Linked DNA regions of Homo sapiens: region 1 is linked to region 2. A link is a loop called in an ENCODE intact Hi-C map of the cell type or tissue named here. Cell type or tissue: chondrocyte. All regions are shown on one strand.

Region 1 (8,000 bases), 200 kb after region 2:
CCAGAGACACCTCCAAGCAGGCCCCAGATGAGTAGGATCCCAATCCAATGCCATAAATTTTTTTTTAAAAAAGAATCATTGCAAACTTCTTTTTTCCACTTTCACAGTATATGTCATAGATTTGAAATTATCTACTTTTTGTTTCCTTACTTGTTACCTGTCTTCCCTGGTAGACTGTAAGCCCATGAGGGAAAAAATCATGTGTGTTTTATGCTTTAAGATATATTTAATTCCTAGCACAGTGCCTGGTGAATAGCAGAGCTCCACACCTATACATAACAGTATTATTATTTAGCAAGTCTCTCATGAGAGCACTGCAGCTCAGAGAGAGGCGTGGCTCAATGCTCCACTTGGGATGCATGGATGCATTCCTGTGAGAGTGCCTGCATTCTCCGGGAGCAAGCATGATGAAGGGAAACGGCAGAGGAGGGAGAATGTCCAGGTAAAGGACAGACCTGTGTAGGAAATAGGGTATGGGGGGAATCAGTATGAGATGTGTCCAGAGAGCAGGAGAGATCTCAACTTCAGTGCTCAAACAATCTGTTGAGAAATCTGCGGGAGCCTGAGAAACTAACTATTGCTTTTATCAGCAGGAAAACTAAGGCAGAGAGAAATGGACTTCAGGCCAGCCCTCAACTCCCTTGCTAAAGCTGGAAACAGGACAGGAGCCTCTTGTCTCTTTGAGTCCTGGCTGGTTCCCACGTGGCTGAACCACTCCTCTGGCCTTACTGAGCTGTGGCTCTTATCTGGTAGTGGCCATGTGGAACAAGGGTGCAAGTTGCTCCCTGCAGGATTCAGGCTAAACAAGGCCCTTACAATTGTATTGAAGAAAAGTTAACAATAGAGCATGGGGCTATAGAATGGAACTGTCAAGAGTGCCCAATCTAAACAGAGATGGGCCCTGGGTCTCGCTCCCTAATTCCCAGGCCATTATGCCTGGGAGCCCTTTGCCCTAAGAATATGGGCCACTCTCAGGCTGCATTAAAAGGAAAATAATGCCGAGGAAATGGGAGGATGCCTAACACTTGGGGCACTATGTTCGTTCTGGGGCCTTCGCTTCATGAGGACACTGATGACCAGGGGAGGAGAGTGAGCGAGAGGGTGGAGTCTGACCAGAAGTCCTGTGACAATGGTTGAGGGGACTGGAGACCACTGGGTTGGAGCAGAGAAGATTCAACCTGACTTTGGATACTCAAGGGACCTTCAGTAGAAAAAGAAATACCTGGCTGCTTCACTGGGTACTCACCGTGTGCTAAATGTTCTACACTGTGCTAAGGGCTTTTTGTGAATTATCCCCTTTCCTGGCCCAACGTCACCTGCTAGTAAGAGCATAAGCAAGGCTCCACGCTCACATCTTCCCAGAGGTCAATGGCTTAACCGCCAGCCTATGGTACTTGAACTTCTTTCGTGCGGACCCAGAGAACTGAGTTAGGACCCAAGACAGAAACTACACGTTTTAACCAATATTAACCAATAATAGGAAGAGATTTCTAAGTCAGAGCTGTCTGCAAATGGATTGGATAGTCTTTTAAAGTAGTGTCCCAGAGGGTGTTCAAAAGAGGCTGCATGACTCTGGTCAGGTTAAGTACAAGTGCAAGGTTAATGGTAGAACCAGGGGTCAAACCGAGTTTTTCCACCCTGAGTTCAGGCAGTCCTGATCACAGGATGGATCCTGTGCTGGTGCGATTGCCACTGTGTACTAGGTGTTTTCCCCTTGGCTCAGCTGAAACATGTTTAAGATATTTAAAAGGAGTTTTACTAAGTTCTGTGCCCCCTCTATTGTGGGAGTGTCAGAGCCCATCTGGGCCCGTTGCAGCATGTCTGGCCCTGTCTGAGAGGGCCCGCAGGGGCTGTGTTACCAGGCGGCTCCCAGGCGCCTTTTGGGAAAACAAAATGACCAGGTGTGTTAGGGCCAGCAGGCTTCCAGGGCCACTACTCAAAGGCAGCCAGGGGACTTTGGCTGCCCTTAAACTCTCTGTGCAGTGGGGGGCAAGCAGGCATCCAGACCGAATGGAACGAGGTGGGGTACTCAAGGAATATGGCATGTCTCACCCATATTCCCTCTCAGCTCAGCCTCTGGGGGACTGGGGCCAAGTCTCAGGGAACAGAGGAGTCTGTATTAAATGGAAGGAGAACATCGTTTTGTTTTTGTTTTTGTTTTTGTTTTTGTTTTTGAGATGGAGTCTTGCTCTGTTGCCCAGGCTGGAGTGCAATGGTGTGATCTCGGCTCACTGCATCCTCCACCTCCTGAGTTCAAGCGATTCTCTTGCCTCGGCCTCGTGAGTAGCTGGGATTACAGGCGCTCACCACCACACTGGGCTAATTTTTGTATTTTTAATAGAGACAGCGTTTCGCCATGTTGGCCAGGGTGGTATGGAACTCCTGACCTCAGGTGATCTGCCCACCTTGGCCTCCCAAAGTGCTGGGATTACAGGTGTGAGCCACCATGCCCGGCCAAAAAAAATCACATTTTTAAAAACCCTTCTAGCAGCTGCGCTATGTGAGCCAGGAATGCAGGGCTTTACCCCAGCCTGGCGCGGGGGCCCCAAGCTGGCAGTGGAGGGCAGGGGAAACACAGGGGGGTGAAGAGCTGCGCTCCTGAGAGCCAGCCTAGGACACCAAACTCATGGAGAAGGGGCCCTGTGGAGCTGAGGTGCCCGTCCTTTGAGGGAGGGGTCTGCACCGGAAATGTAGGGCACAATGGGATCACGAGGGGCAAACAAAACAACCCCAAAGTTGAAGGATGGAAAAGCTGACAGAATATGGATTTCCTGCTTGACTAATGTCAGCCCACAAATAGATGTGGCTGACGTCACTTACAGGAACCCCTTCCTTTTCCTTACCTCAGCCCCTCCAAGGAGGTGGGTGGGGGAGCGGGTGAGAATGAAGCCCCATGCCCTTAGGCATCCGCTGTAGGAAAGGAAGTCACTTCTCTCCTACACACCCAGCATGGCACTAACTGTCACTGTGTACCATCTTTGGCAGACTTGGGAAGGAATTCATTCCAGTGACAAAGGTCAGATAGTCCTCCCCAGTTAAAGAAGGAACCCTGGCATTTAACTGGGTCTCCCTAAGGCAAAAATCCTGGAGACAAAAGACACTGGTGACTTCCCAGCAGAAGAGAGTGAAGGGAAACCCAGGTTTGGTGTAATGCAGCAAATAATTTGGAATAATTTGGGGATTGACTTGACTGAAAAAATGGAATGGTTTCTCAATGCAATATGGATTTCACTTTGCACCCACAGTCCCAAACTTAGTGCTTCAGAATGCAAATTTTATGGAAATTTTCCTTGCTTTACCAGTTTCTTTTTTATTTTATTTTCTCTCTCTCTCCCACTTTCTTTCTCCTCTCTTTCTTTTCCTTCTTTCTTTCTTTTTGAGACGGAGTCTCACTCTTGTCTCCCAAGCTGGAGTGCAATGGTGCGATCTTGGCTCACTGCAACCTCCGCCTCTCAGGTTCAAGCGATTCTCCTGCCTCAGTCTCCCGAGTAGCTGGGATTACAGGTGCGCGCCACCACGCTGGCTAATAATTTCCCTATTTCTTGATTCTCCTTTCTAAGAGATATCAGCCATTACTTATAATAGCTAAGTCATGTATAATTATTTAATATAAAAGTACGAAAAAAACTAGCCACGAATGAGCAGTTTAAGTGTCAAAGGGCACAAAAATACTGCCAATGAGGAAGAGGAAAGAACGGCTGAATACGAGATCACAGAACGAGAAAGCGGCCGCGGAGTGGGACTGGAGACTGTGAATCACGCAGGTGAAATCAGAATGGGATCCCACTCGAGACAGGAGCCAGGAGCTAGCAGCAGCCCTGGAGCCGCCGGCCCAGCCCTGAAGCCGCTCCGGCTGTCGCCACAGCGAGAGGAAACCTGAACGCTCTGCTCCTCCACAGCGAGTCCCTGCAGGTGGGGACACCGCCCACCTGGCCCTCCCTGCGCCCCCTGGCGGAGCGAGCCTCGGCCTCTCCCGGGCCCCGGCCTCTCCACGACCGCCTGGCCGCGCGGGAACCACCCGCGGACTCGCGGCCTCTCCCCACCGGACCCCGCAACACCGCGGGGACGCCCGGGAGGCTACTGAAGAGCCAGTGGCGCCTGCCTCGATCACACGTCCCCTGTGGAGCTCCACCTGCCCGCACGCCGGCTCGGGCGCTCCCATAAGCGGCCGGCCGCAGAGGGGCTCCAAGGGAGGCGCGCGCCCGCGAAGAAGCACTCCGGCCCCGCAAAGGCGCCCCGCGGCCCTGTCCACCAAGGCCACTGGCCGACGGGTCGGAAGAGAGCCCTTCAAGACGGAACTTGCATTGCGCTTGTTAGAGAAAATTATGTGTAAAAACTGAGCCATTCAGCTTTACTTTCCACCCCGCGTTGATGTAAAACATGAGTTCCTATGGAAGATGAGGGGCTTCGTCAAGTGTGTAAAAACAAATGCTACCTCTTTCCATTAAAAATTTATATATGTATATTCATTCTCATTGTTGAAAATACAATAAAAAGTAATAAAAAATCACATGTAACGTCATAAGAAATCAACTTAATGTTTACATGTATGAAAATCACATGTACACCTTGGGAAGCTGAGGCGGGCGGATCACCTGAGACCAGGAGCTGCAGACCACCAGCCAGGCCAACATGGCGAAAACCCATCTCTACTAAAAATACAAAAATTAGCCGGGCATGGTGGCGCACGCCTGTAATCCCAGCTACTCAGGAGGGTGAGGCATGAGAATAGTTTGAACCCAGGAGGCAGAGGTTGCAGTGAGCCAAGATTGCGCCACTGCACTACAGCCCGGATGACAGAGCGAGACTCTATCTCATAAATAAATAAATATTACATGTAACACAAAGAAATCAACTTAATGTTTCTATGTATTTTCCAGGTATTTCTGCACCTATCTATAAATCGGTAATATCCTACATAATGCTATTTTGTACGCTCCTTTTTCAAATATTACATCATGAATATTTTCCTACCTTACTGTAATTTTCAAAAGATTGATTTTTAGGCCGGGCGCGGTGGCTCACGCCTGTAATCCCAGCACTTTGAGAGGCCGAGGCAGGTGGATCACTTGAGGCCAGGAGTTCAAGACCAGCCTGGCCAATATGGAGAAACTCCGTCTCTACTAAAAATACAAAAACTTAGCCAGGCGTTGTGGCAGGTGCCTGTAATTTCAGCTACTCGGGAGGCTGAGGCAAGATAATTGCTTGAACCCGGGAGGTGGTGGCTGCAGTGAGCCGAGATGGCGCCACTGCACTCCAGCCCGGGCGACAGAATGAGACTCCGCATCAAAAACAAACAACGAAGTAACAAACAAACAAACAAACAAACAAAAACGAAAACAAACACGTTGATTTGATTTTTTAAAATTCTTGCTAACTACCCATCATATGGATGTGCCATACTTGTTTAGCCATTGAAATCCTAGATGTTTACTTGGTTTCTCATTCTTTTCTATTATAAACTGCACCATGCAGAAGAGGTTTGATGTAAATTGATTATTCTATTAAAATAGCTTCCTAGAAAGAGAATTCCTGGATCAAAGTTACAAACTCAAGGCTCCTGTGACAAATTGTTAAATTGTTTTCCAGAAAGATGGTCTAATTTCCTTCTTGCCCTCAGCGTAAGACAACCCCATGCCCGCCCACCGCCAACAATAAGAAGATTCTCCAGCACTGAGTTATATTTATTTAAAATTTTGTCAACTCCAGAGGGGAAAAAGTAATTCTCCTTGTAGTTATAATTTGCAGTTCTTTGATTAGAGGGACTGAATATGTGTTGTGTGTTTTATTTTATTGGCTTTTTGTATTTCTTCCTTTGTAGTTGGCCTTATCTTCAGCCTATTTTTTTCACTGGGGAGATAAGTTCTTCTGATTAGTTTCTAAGACTGCTTTGTATAATAGGGATATTTACCTCTTGTCATGTTTGCTGCAAATACTTTTTCTAGCATAACATTTGCTCTTTAAATAAGTTCATATTTTTTGAGGGACTGAAATCTAAAATTGTGTGTATGATGTAATCAAACACACCAGTTTTTTCCTTCATGTTTCTTCTGAGATTTTATGCTTAACAGTTCTTTCTCCTCTCAGGGCTGATTAAATATTCACTTTGTTTTCTGGAGCTTGCTCATGGTTTCTTCTTTTACATCTGACTTTTTAATCCACCTGGAATTTATTTTGGTGGCTGGTGAGAGCTAGGGTTCCAATTTGATTTTTCATCCAAGCTTCCAATTTCTCCATTACCATTTATTGAATAATCTATCGCTTCCCAGTTGGTTTTCTTTCTCGTATATTGGGTTCTAACATAGTAGGGTTTATTTCAGTGTTTTCCATTAGGTTTCATTGATCTGTCATTATTGATTTTTCAGTAATGCCAGAGGGACTTAATTACTTTCAGTTTTATAATACATTTTAATATCTAGTAGAGAAAGCCCCCTCAATGGTCTTCTCTTTCAAAAAAAGTTAAGCTATTCTCACTTATTTATTAAAACATCCTAAGAATCAGTAGTTATTCTCCATTAAAATTTCTAATTTTGTGTTTTCTTTTTTCTCAATTAAATTTATATTTTAGAAGTTGGTATCTTTTGGATTTATAAATTATGTTTTTCTGGTTTTTAAATTCATTAATTCCTATCTTTGCCTTTGTTATAAACTTAATCTTCCCTCCTGAGGTTTGTTTTGTTCTTCTAATGGATTCAGTTATTTTCTCTGTTCATTTTTTTCTGTTTTTGTTATTAAAAATGGGGTCTCCCTATGTTGCCCAGGCTGAGGCAGTGGCTATCCACAGGCACAATCATAGTCCACTACTGGCTCGAACTCCTAGGCTCAAGTGATCCTCCCACCTCAGCCTCCCAAGTAGCTGGGGCTATCAGTGCACACCATTGTGCCTGAAAAACTTTAAGGATGTTTTTCATCTGAGTACACCTTTGGTCACATCCTGAGTTTTTACGTACAGGGTCATCATTGTTGTAATTTTCTAATAGCCTTTAACGGTAGTTTTGAATTCTCTGTTGTAATTGAGGAGATTGCTTTAAAAGTCCCACCAAAAAGTTGTCCTTTAATTGGAGTTTTATAGGCTTGTGGTCAGAGAATACAGCCCGAGCAACTTTTCTGATGTTTTGAAATGTGTGACCAAGAAGTTGATCAATTTTTTAAAGTGTTCCCTGGATGCTTAAAAAGAAGATGTTTGTTTATAGGCTACAAAGTGCTCAATTAATTTAAACATTTAAAAATTCAGATTATCAATCTCATTTTTTGTATAAAATTCACAGTTTTACTGTATATAGCACTTTTATCCATATTAAATGGTTCTTTTGGACAATTTAATGATTTCTGTTTTGAATTCATTTTGGTTTAAAATGAGAATTTCTATTCGTTTGCCATCTGATTTGTACTTACCTAATAAATCTTTGCTCTTCATTTATTTTTGGGTCCTTCTGTTCTAGGTACTTCTTTTGTAAATTGCATGCAATTAAATTTTGCTTTTAAATCTCATCTAAGAGACATTTACTTTTAACAAGGAGGTAAACACAATTATGTTGATTGTTATAAATTTTAAGTTTGTTTTTCTCTGATCTTCTTTCATACTTTGTATTGAAATTCTTCCTTCCTGCTTCCTTTATTTTTTCTGTCTTAGCTATGTGGGCTCTGATGTGGCATGGGAGGTATATGTTTTCAGGGTAGGGAAAAGGCTCTCAGGCTGGTGTTGGAGTCTCAAGTCTGCTGGCTCTGTGGCCTGAGGCACATCGCTCAACCTCTCTGTGTCTCAACATCCTCATATACAGAATGCAGATACAGTCTCATAGAACTATGGTATGGATTAAGTGAAACAATATATGGCTGATGCTACTGTTATTCTTGTTATACTCATAAAATTTTGCCTGTGGTTCCTTTAGGTTTTAAAAAAAATATTTCTCTGATTGCTAAAACTGAGTAATAGGGCTTTATTTTAAAATTCTCCTCTACATAGGACAACGCATCTGGCATGCTTTTACTAATCCCTT
Region 2 (8,000 bases):
GCTTCACAACAAATTCTAAACTGGAAGAAAAACAGTCCCTGGGAAGACCCTTTCCGAGAAGCAGACTGAAACCTTTTCTTTCTTTCCTCGAGAGTACAAACCAGGAAACCTAGCACAGCCAAACTTGGCTAACAGCGAAGGGGGACTCCTCATCTCCTGCACTGCCTATACAAGTTCTAGACTTCAAGTTCTCCCTGGACCCAGAACAGTCCTCCAAGCTTGCTTTTCAAACTCCAGAATCGGCTGAGGAAGGGATCACCTCATCACAATGACACTGAAGTGAAAAAAGCAGAGTTCAGTAGGGAAGAAGTATAAAAACTAGACTGTATCTCCAGAACCCAAGAGTAAAAGGGTACTGGCAAGAATCTACCCACACCACTTCCAGAAGAGCCCCTCAAAGACCAATTCTCCCCACCTCTCCCTTGGGAACCTGCCACCTTCTCAGTCCAGGCGTGGGCTGTAGGGCTCCACATGGCAGGCTGGGAGAAAGAAGCCTACGCTACTGACATTCCCAGCATTCCTGAGCCACGGTGCCAAATGCAGCCTGACCAGACTCCCTCTCTGCCCAAACCAAGGGGGCTAGTTTAGGCCAAGTCTCCTTTATAGCCATGGGGAGTCTGGCTGAGGACCCCCTAAATTTAACTTCCTGCCAGGGACAAACGCAGTAAATGGCCTCTGGCAACAGAAAGAGCAGCTGGATAGGGGCAAACCTACCCTTAAGGAATTAGAAGCTTAATTCAGGAACAAAATTAACTCGAGGTTCCCACACAAGCCAGGGAAACCTTATCCACCTCTACTGGGTATCTTAGCATTGCCATGACTCTAATCCTCAATGCTGGAGGAAAAATAATTATCAAAGATGCCCAAGTCTTCACTTAACTAAGCCACTCCTAGTCCTTCAATTTTAACTTTCTAGCAGGAAAAAAGAAAGGAAATGAAAAGAGAAATGGGACATATGAGTTTTGGTGGGGCACCAATCAATCCAAACTGAGGCTTTACCTCACCAAATCTTAACTTGGTTTGATTGAGAAAACGGACAGAAAACACCAGTAAGTTGAATTCAGGCCCCCAAGTAGCAGAGAATTCACAACTCTGCCTTTCCCCAGGCTACTCCGATTAGGTCTGCCTGCCTGGATAAAGTACTGTCTGCTAGCATTTCAGCTACTGCTCCGGTAGAGAGAATACCATCACAGCAGGTAACATCAACCAATATAAGTGCTATAGCATGCAGTACCAGACATTCCCAAATTAGCAGAAGCCAATTCTCTGTTCAAGGGATGTCTGAGGGTAGACCAGGCAGGAGACATGTAAGGTGTATGCCTAGGATGGAATGACGCTCACAGGGGAGAAATGCAACTGTTACTGCTTAGAATAAATGGGGGTAGCCCTCGCACATCACATCACTATCATTACCAGGAAAAGCAACAACCCAGGGCAAATGGACATATCCATAGGGAACAGGCAGGGGAGTGGCAGAACTGCTACCAGCTGAGGCAAAAAGAGGAGAGTTAGAGGTTACACCAGAAAAAGAATCCAAAGGAGAGAAGGAAGAGGAGTCAATGAATTGCAAACTATCACTTGGTGAAGTTGAGAGAGCAAGAGGGTCTGCATGAGGGATGCCTAGGCGGGGATCCCACAGGTGGCAACCTCCTAAGTCAGAGGTACTACTGAGAAGGGGGCATCGCTGAAATGTGCAGTGAGTTTCAGGCCAGGTCTTTGCAGTTAGGGTCAGTGCCGAGGCCTAAAACCTTGAAATAAGAGTAAGGGGAAGAAAGACGCATTCCTAGGTGGCAAGGTAAAGTTGTGGAGGAGTAGCCAAAAAGAGCCAAAATCATGAACCTTGGGATGTGGGTGGGTTCGTGGAAACGGGTAGTCTAGGCGCCATATGTCGGGGTGTCCCTTGCTATTGGGGTCAATGGTAGAGATTCTGGGTGCACTGCATAACCTCAAGCAGCAGAAACAAATGTAACCTGGAGAGAAAGAACTGAGCCCTGAGAGGGGCTTCGGCCTCCCAGGTCCTTCGAGAGCAAAAAGCTGGATGGAGTGATCCTGGGTCCCTGACAAGGGGCCCCCACAGAGGCGCACGCGAGGGGGTCCTCACCGTGATGTTGCAGTGGATGCGGACAGGATCCCCAGGCACCGACCCCCGTGGGGGGAGATGCGGTCCGGGCGCGGCCCCCGCCCCGGCCCCTCCGGCCCCAGCCAGCAGGAACTCGCAGCTCAGCTCGTCCAGGCAGGCGCTGGCAATGCGGAAGCGCTCGTGGCCGCGGTGGAAGATGGACTCGAGCAGCTTCAGCTCTCGCCTCAGGCAGGGCCCCGGCCCCGGGCCCCCCCCTGGGCCGCCCCCGGCCCCCGGCGCCGCCCCCTGGCCCCCCAGCTGCTGCCCCGGCCCCGGCTGCTGCTGCCCCTGCGGCTGCGGCTGCTGCATCCTCCGCTCCGCTCCGCTCCGGGGCCGGCGGGCCGGGAGCCTCCGGCCTGCGCTCCGGGCTCCGCCGCCGCCGCCGCCGCCGCCGCCGCCGCCGCGGTCCGCACTTCCTGATCCCCCCTTCGCCAAGATGGCGCCGCCGCCACCTCCGGGACAGGCCCCCCCCTCCGCTCGCTGGCCCCCCCAGCCGCCGGAAGCCGCGCGCCCCTCCTCCTCCTCCTCCTCCTAGGCGGCCCCGCCTCCGTCCCCCTCACGTGACTTCCCTGCTCTGGCCTCCTCCACGTGATCTCTCCGTCTTTCCCGCCCCCCTGTTCTCGCCTGCCACCCTCCACATGTGACCCGGGGCCTGGGGCTTGCCTCTGTGGGCGCCTCAGTGCGAGTTTGCGTATGTCGTGCGTGCTTGCGCGCGACGCCCCTTCGCCTGCGCTCCCCTCTCACGTGACTCGGTGCCGCGTGCTCCCAGGGGCTACCCGCGCAGGACGCTGTTTCCTGCCCCGGGCGCCGCTTCCCCCGCCCCCGAGCCGTGGCGAGCGTGCCCGGCACTCCATGGACAGAGAAGAAAGAAGTGCTGTCTTCCCCGTGCAGTCTTTATCCTGCTCCCACATGCTGGTCTTCGGCGCAGGATCCTGGAGCCTCTGCTCCCCGTGGGGGTGGGCATGCTGTGTCTTCACACTCGGGTGGGTGGTCGGGGTAGGAGCCGGGAACCGGAATGGAAGAGGCGTGGATTCTCGTCCCAGCCCTGGCTCTCATGGCGTTTTGTGACCTTGGGTTAACCACTTTCCCGCCGAGTCTCAGTTTCCTCATCTGTACAATGGCTCTCATGAGAATGATGCCTGTTTTTCCTATTCCCAGGGAGGGATTCGATGCGAGGACACCATAAAATGAGGAATGATAATAGATCACTGCTGTGTTATGTACAAGTGTTAGTTAATATCAGGCCTTTCGCGCTTTTCAGACCCCATGGGTCTGGACGAGGTTGGGGGAAGGACAGCATGGGCTTCCTCCACAGAGTCATGGAAGGAGTGCTGACTCGGGTGGTCCCCATTCCCTTTCCTAGGCCTAAATGGCTAACACCTTGTCGCAGTGGTCTTGGCAGCTGCCAGGAGTAGGTAGTGCCTCCGGACCCTCGCTAGGTGGCACTATCACAAAGGACAAAGCTGGTTGAAGCTACAGAAATCCCGAGCTGGCGTTCGTTTTGCCAAGGGCAAGTGTTATTAGCCTGTGGTAAGGCCTAGTCAATTCTGCTGGGCCAACTCAGCCCTTAAACCACTGGTCAGATTGCCCCGTTTCTCTCCCACTTGTACTAAAATGAGCTAGCCTTTGCTGGAAGACTATTCAATTGCCTCTGCAGAGGCCTCCTTTGGTCAAGTTGGGGTATGGGTATTTAAAGACGATTATAGTCTGTTCCTGGTCTTCGTGGGGCCATTTATCTGGTTTAGGTAGCCTGAACAGTTTGCTACATGTTGACTTTGTGTCTGTGTGTGCAAGCTGATAGCATAAAAGGCTGTGGTGGGAATTCCTGTTAATTATTTCCTGAGCGAAGGTGTTTTGCAAATATATATATATATATATATATATATATATTTATTTATTTATTTATTTATTTATTTATTTTAAGACAGGGTCTTGCTCTCTCGCCCTGGAGTGCAGGGGCACAATCTCAGCTCACTGCAGCCTCGGGAGACCTCAAGCTATCCTCCCACCTCAGCCTCCCAAGTAGCTGGGATTACAGGCGCATGCTACCACAGCTGGGTAATTTTCGTATTTTTTTTGTAGAAAGGGGTCTTGGTATGTTGCCCAGACTGGTCTCAAACTCCTGGGCTCAAGTGATCTGCCCATCTCGGCCTCCCAAGGTGCTGGGATTGCAGGTGTGAGCCACTGTGCCCAGGTGCAAATATTTGTAAATCTCCCAACAACATTGCAAGGTAAGTATTTTTACCCCTGTTTACAACTGGGGAAAAGGAGTGACTCTGTAAGGATATACAGTCTGTAAACAGAGTTCCTAGGCCTGTCTCCAAAGTCCATGCCCTTGTACCCTACTCTGCCTTTTTTAGTGTGTTGAACCCCAGCTCTGCCAACTACTAATGATGTGACTGTGGGGAAATTACTTAGCTTGTTTGTGCCTTAGTTTTCACACCTGTAAAATGGAGATCATAATAGTACTTACTTGTTAGGAGGATTATGTAAGAACACACGTAAAGTGCATAAAATAGTGCCCATGGTAAGAACTCAAACATTTTTTTAAAAATTGGGGCTCAGCAAGGCTTGTGTCTAGTGAAAGGAGAGAAGGGTAGGAGATGAGTCCAGTGAAGAAAGCAGGGGCTAGATTATGGAGACCACAGTACATTGTTTGGGTTTTATTTAAAGCACAGTGGGAAACTCCTGGAGGATTTTAAGCAGGGAGTGGCATGAGCTGATTTAAAAATTTAAAAGATCGGCCGGGCGCGGTGACTCACGCTTGTAATCCCAGCACTTTGGGAGGCCGAGGCGGGCGGATCACAAGGTCAGCAGATTGAGACCATTCTCACTAACGGTGAAACCCCGTCTCTACTAAACAAAATATAAAAAATTAGCCGGGCGTCGTGGCAGGCGCCTGGAGTCCCAGCTACTCGGGAGGCTGAGGCAGGAGAATGGCGTGAACCCGGGAGGCGGAGCTTGCAGTGAGCTGAGATCGCACCACTGCACTCCAGCCTGGGCGACAGAGCGAGACTCCGTCTCAAAAACAAAAACAAATTTAAAAGATCACTCTGGCTGTTCTGTGGAAAATGGATTGTAGGGATTTTTTTTTCCTCCAAAAAATCATTCATTACGGGTGCCCATATTTGGAGTAGAGTGAGCAACCTTCTCCTTTGACTTGCTCCCTGAGCATAGAATTCTGTCATTGACTCAACAAATAATGTCCTGAGCACTTAGTCTTTGCAGGAATTGTAGAGGGCACTGGGGATGCAGAGATAAAGAAGATAATGGTCCCTGTGAGAACGTGATTTGTGGTACAGAGGAGAGGCTTCTTACCGGACAGTTCCTACTTATTAGTTTTGTTGTATTCTTGCTCCAGCCCTTAGGAGCACACAGTGATGGATGAAGTGGAGCCAAATCTCACCAACAGTAATACAATACGATGAACACAATAATAGGGATCAAGAAGGGGAACGGCCTTGAAGGGTGATATTATTAATAGGATTAACTCCAAAAAAAATGTGAAAGTAAGAGTTTCTTAGGTGGAATGGGAGAACATTCTGAAAGAACTGGGCCCTAAAGTAGAAGGAGGTTGGGAAGAAAGGTCTAAAACAAAGAAAGAATGACTTAAGAAGGGGGCTGGTGCAGTGGCTCACGCCTGTAATCCCAGCACTGTGGGAGGCGGCCAAGGCAGGCAGATAACATGAGGTCAGGAGTTTGAGACCAGCCTGGCCAACATGGTGAAACCCTGTATCTACTAAAAATACAAAAATTAGCCGTGCGTGGTGGCGGGCGCCTATAGTCTCAGCTACCCAGGAGCCTGAGGCTCGAAAAATGCTTGAACCCAGGAGGCGGAAGTTGCAGCGAGCCAAGATGGTGCCACTGCAGACCAGCCTGGGTGACAGTGAGACTCTGACTCAAATAAAAGGAAGGGAAAGAGACAAGGAGGGAGCTCAGCATAGGCAAGAGTTGTAGAGGTGTTGGTCGTTGGGGCTATTGCCTGAGATCCCAGGGTAACCCTGATAGCCTGGTAGTATCAATGCTTCTGAAAGTCAGTTTAGCAGTTAATATTCAAAACACGTTAAAACTTTAACCCAGCAATTACACTTGGAAAGAAAAGGTACGTGCACAAATTTGCCTAAAAGGGAAAACTGTAGCTGTGAAAAATAGTTATCAAAAATACTTATTGGTATGGAGAGTTGTTTGAGAAATAGTAAATGAAAAAAGATTAGACTGAAGTGAGCTGAAGATTTAAAAAAGAAAGGTGGTTACAAAGCTATGTTACAGTGTGCTCCATTAAAAAAAAAATATGCGATTTAGTTATGTACCCAACAGAAATGCATATACAGTCATGTGTCAGTTAATGGTGGGATACATTCTGAGAAATGTGTCTCAGTGGTTTTTTTGTTGTGTGAACATCATAGTGTACTTACACAAACCTAGATGGTGTAGCCTACTACACACCTAGCCTATAGGGTCTAGACTATGGCTCCTAGGCTACAAACCTGTACTGCATGTTATACTGTAGTGAATACAGTTGCTGCATTCCCCGTGCCCACTAGAATTCCTGCAATTACTGTAGGCAGTTGAAACCCAATAATATGTATTCATGTATCTATCTAAACACAGGAAAGGTACAGCAAAAATACAGTGTTATAATTTTATGGGGGCCACCTTTGTATATTGCAATCTTGTTGACTGAGAAGTCATTACATGGTACATGACTGTATTTGTATACCAAAAGTATGAACAAGAGTGTTCACAGCAGTATTATTTTTTAATAGTCCAAATAGGAAACAACCAAAATATCCATCAATAGTGAAACGGATAAATGATAGTGTATTCATACAATGGAATAGTCCACAGCAATGAAGATGAATGAACTACAACTATATTCAGCAGTGTTCACGATTCTCACTAACATGTTTTTTAAAAAAACAGACACAGGCCGGGCATGGTAGCTCACACATGTAATCCCAGCACTTTGGAAGGCCGAGGCAGGTGGATCACCTGAGGTCAGGAGTTCAAGACCAGCCTGACCAACATGGTGAAACCCCATCTCTACTAAAAATGCAAAAAAATTAGCCGGGTGTGGTGGCACATGCCTGTAATCCAAGCTACTCAGGAGGCTGAGGCAGGAGAATTGCTTGAACCCGGGAGGCGGAGGTTGCAGTGAGCCAAGATCATGCCATTGCACTCCAGCCTGGGCAACAAGAGCAAAACTCCCATCTCAAAACAAACAAACAAACAAAAAAAACCAGACACACACTGAAGATGATGATTCCATTTTTCCATTTATAAAAAGTTCCACAGGCAAAGTCGATCTATGCTATTAGAAGACAGGACAGTAGTTATTTATTTTACCTTCAGTCATTTTTTTAAAATTGTGGTAAAATTACACATAAAATCTGCCACTTTAACTAATTTAAAGTGTATGACTCAGTGGCATTCAGTGCATTCACAAGTTGTATAACCATTACTACTGTCTAGTTCCAGGTAAGTAGTCACCACCTCCCATTCCTCCCTCCTCCCAAGGTGTTTTTTTTTTGAGATGGAGTCTCGCTCTGTCGCCCAGGCTAGAGTGTGCAGTGGTGCGATCTCGGCTCACTGCAAGCTCCACCTCCCGGGTTCACGCCATTCTCCTGCCTCAGCCTCCCGAGTAGCTGGAGCTACAGGTGCCCGCCACGATGCCCGGCTAATTTTTTTTATATTTTTAGTAGAGACGGGGTTTCACTGTGTTAGGATGGTCTCGATCTCCTGACCTTGTGATCCACCCGCCTCAGCCTCCCAAAGTGCTGGGATTACAGGTGTGAGCCATCACGCCTGGCCCCAAGGTGTTACTTTTGAAGAAGAGAGAGTAACTGCTGGAAGGGTCATCATGGGGACTTCTGGATATTAG

The links. Hi-C counts contacts between places; a loop is a spot of excess contacts. Peaks named below come from ENCODE experiments on the same cell type or tissue, not always from the same donor. Only the 100,000 strongest peaks of a DNase experiment are listed, where the experiment ranks them.
Region 1: a loop joins it to region 2, with 6 times the contacts of the local background. A loop is called at or near these places in 58 of 110 quality-filtered maps.

The regions. Positions count from the first base shown.
Region 1 is chr1:154,756,652-154,764,651 of GRCh38, forward strand. All of the region lies in intron 3 of KCNN3 (potassium calcium-activated channel subfamily N member 3), which reads right to left. Among named protein-coding and RNA genes, the nearest start is that of KCNN3, 110 kb to the right of the region's middle. RefSeq lists a silencer at 3,861-4,230. In chondrocyte, CTCF peaks have their summits at 3,960 (motif pointing left) and 4,168; no DNase peak of the experiment used is centred here.
Region 2 is chr1:154,556,126-154,564,125 of GRCh38, forward strand. It overlaps UBE2Q1 (ubiquitin conjugating enzyme E2 Q1), which reads right to left and starts at 2,537. Exons shown (of 13, transcript NM_017582.7): 1 at 2,102-2,537. The coding sequence starts at 2,428. RefSeq lists silencers at 2,132-2,231, 2,552-2,631, 2,722-2,811, 2,932-3,021 and enhancers at 2,391-2,972, 2,973-3,553. In chondrocyte, a CTCF peak has its summit at 3,546 (motif pointing right); a DNase peak (open chromatin) is centred at 2,766.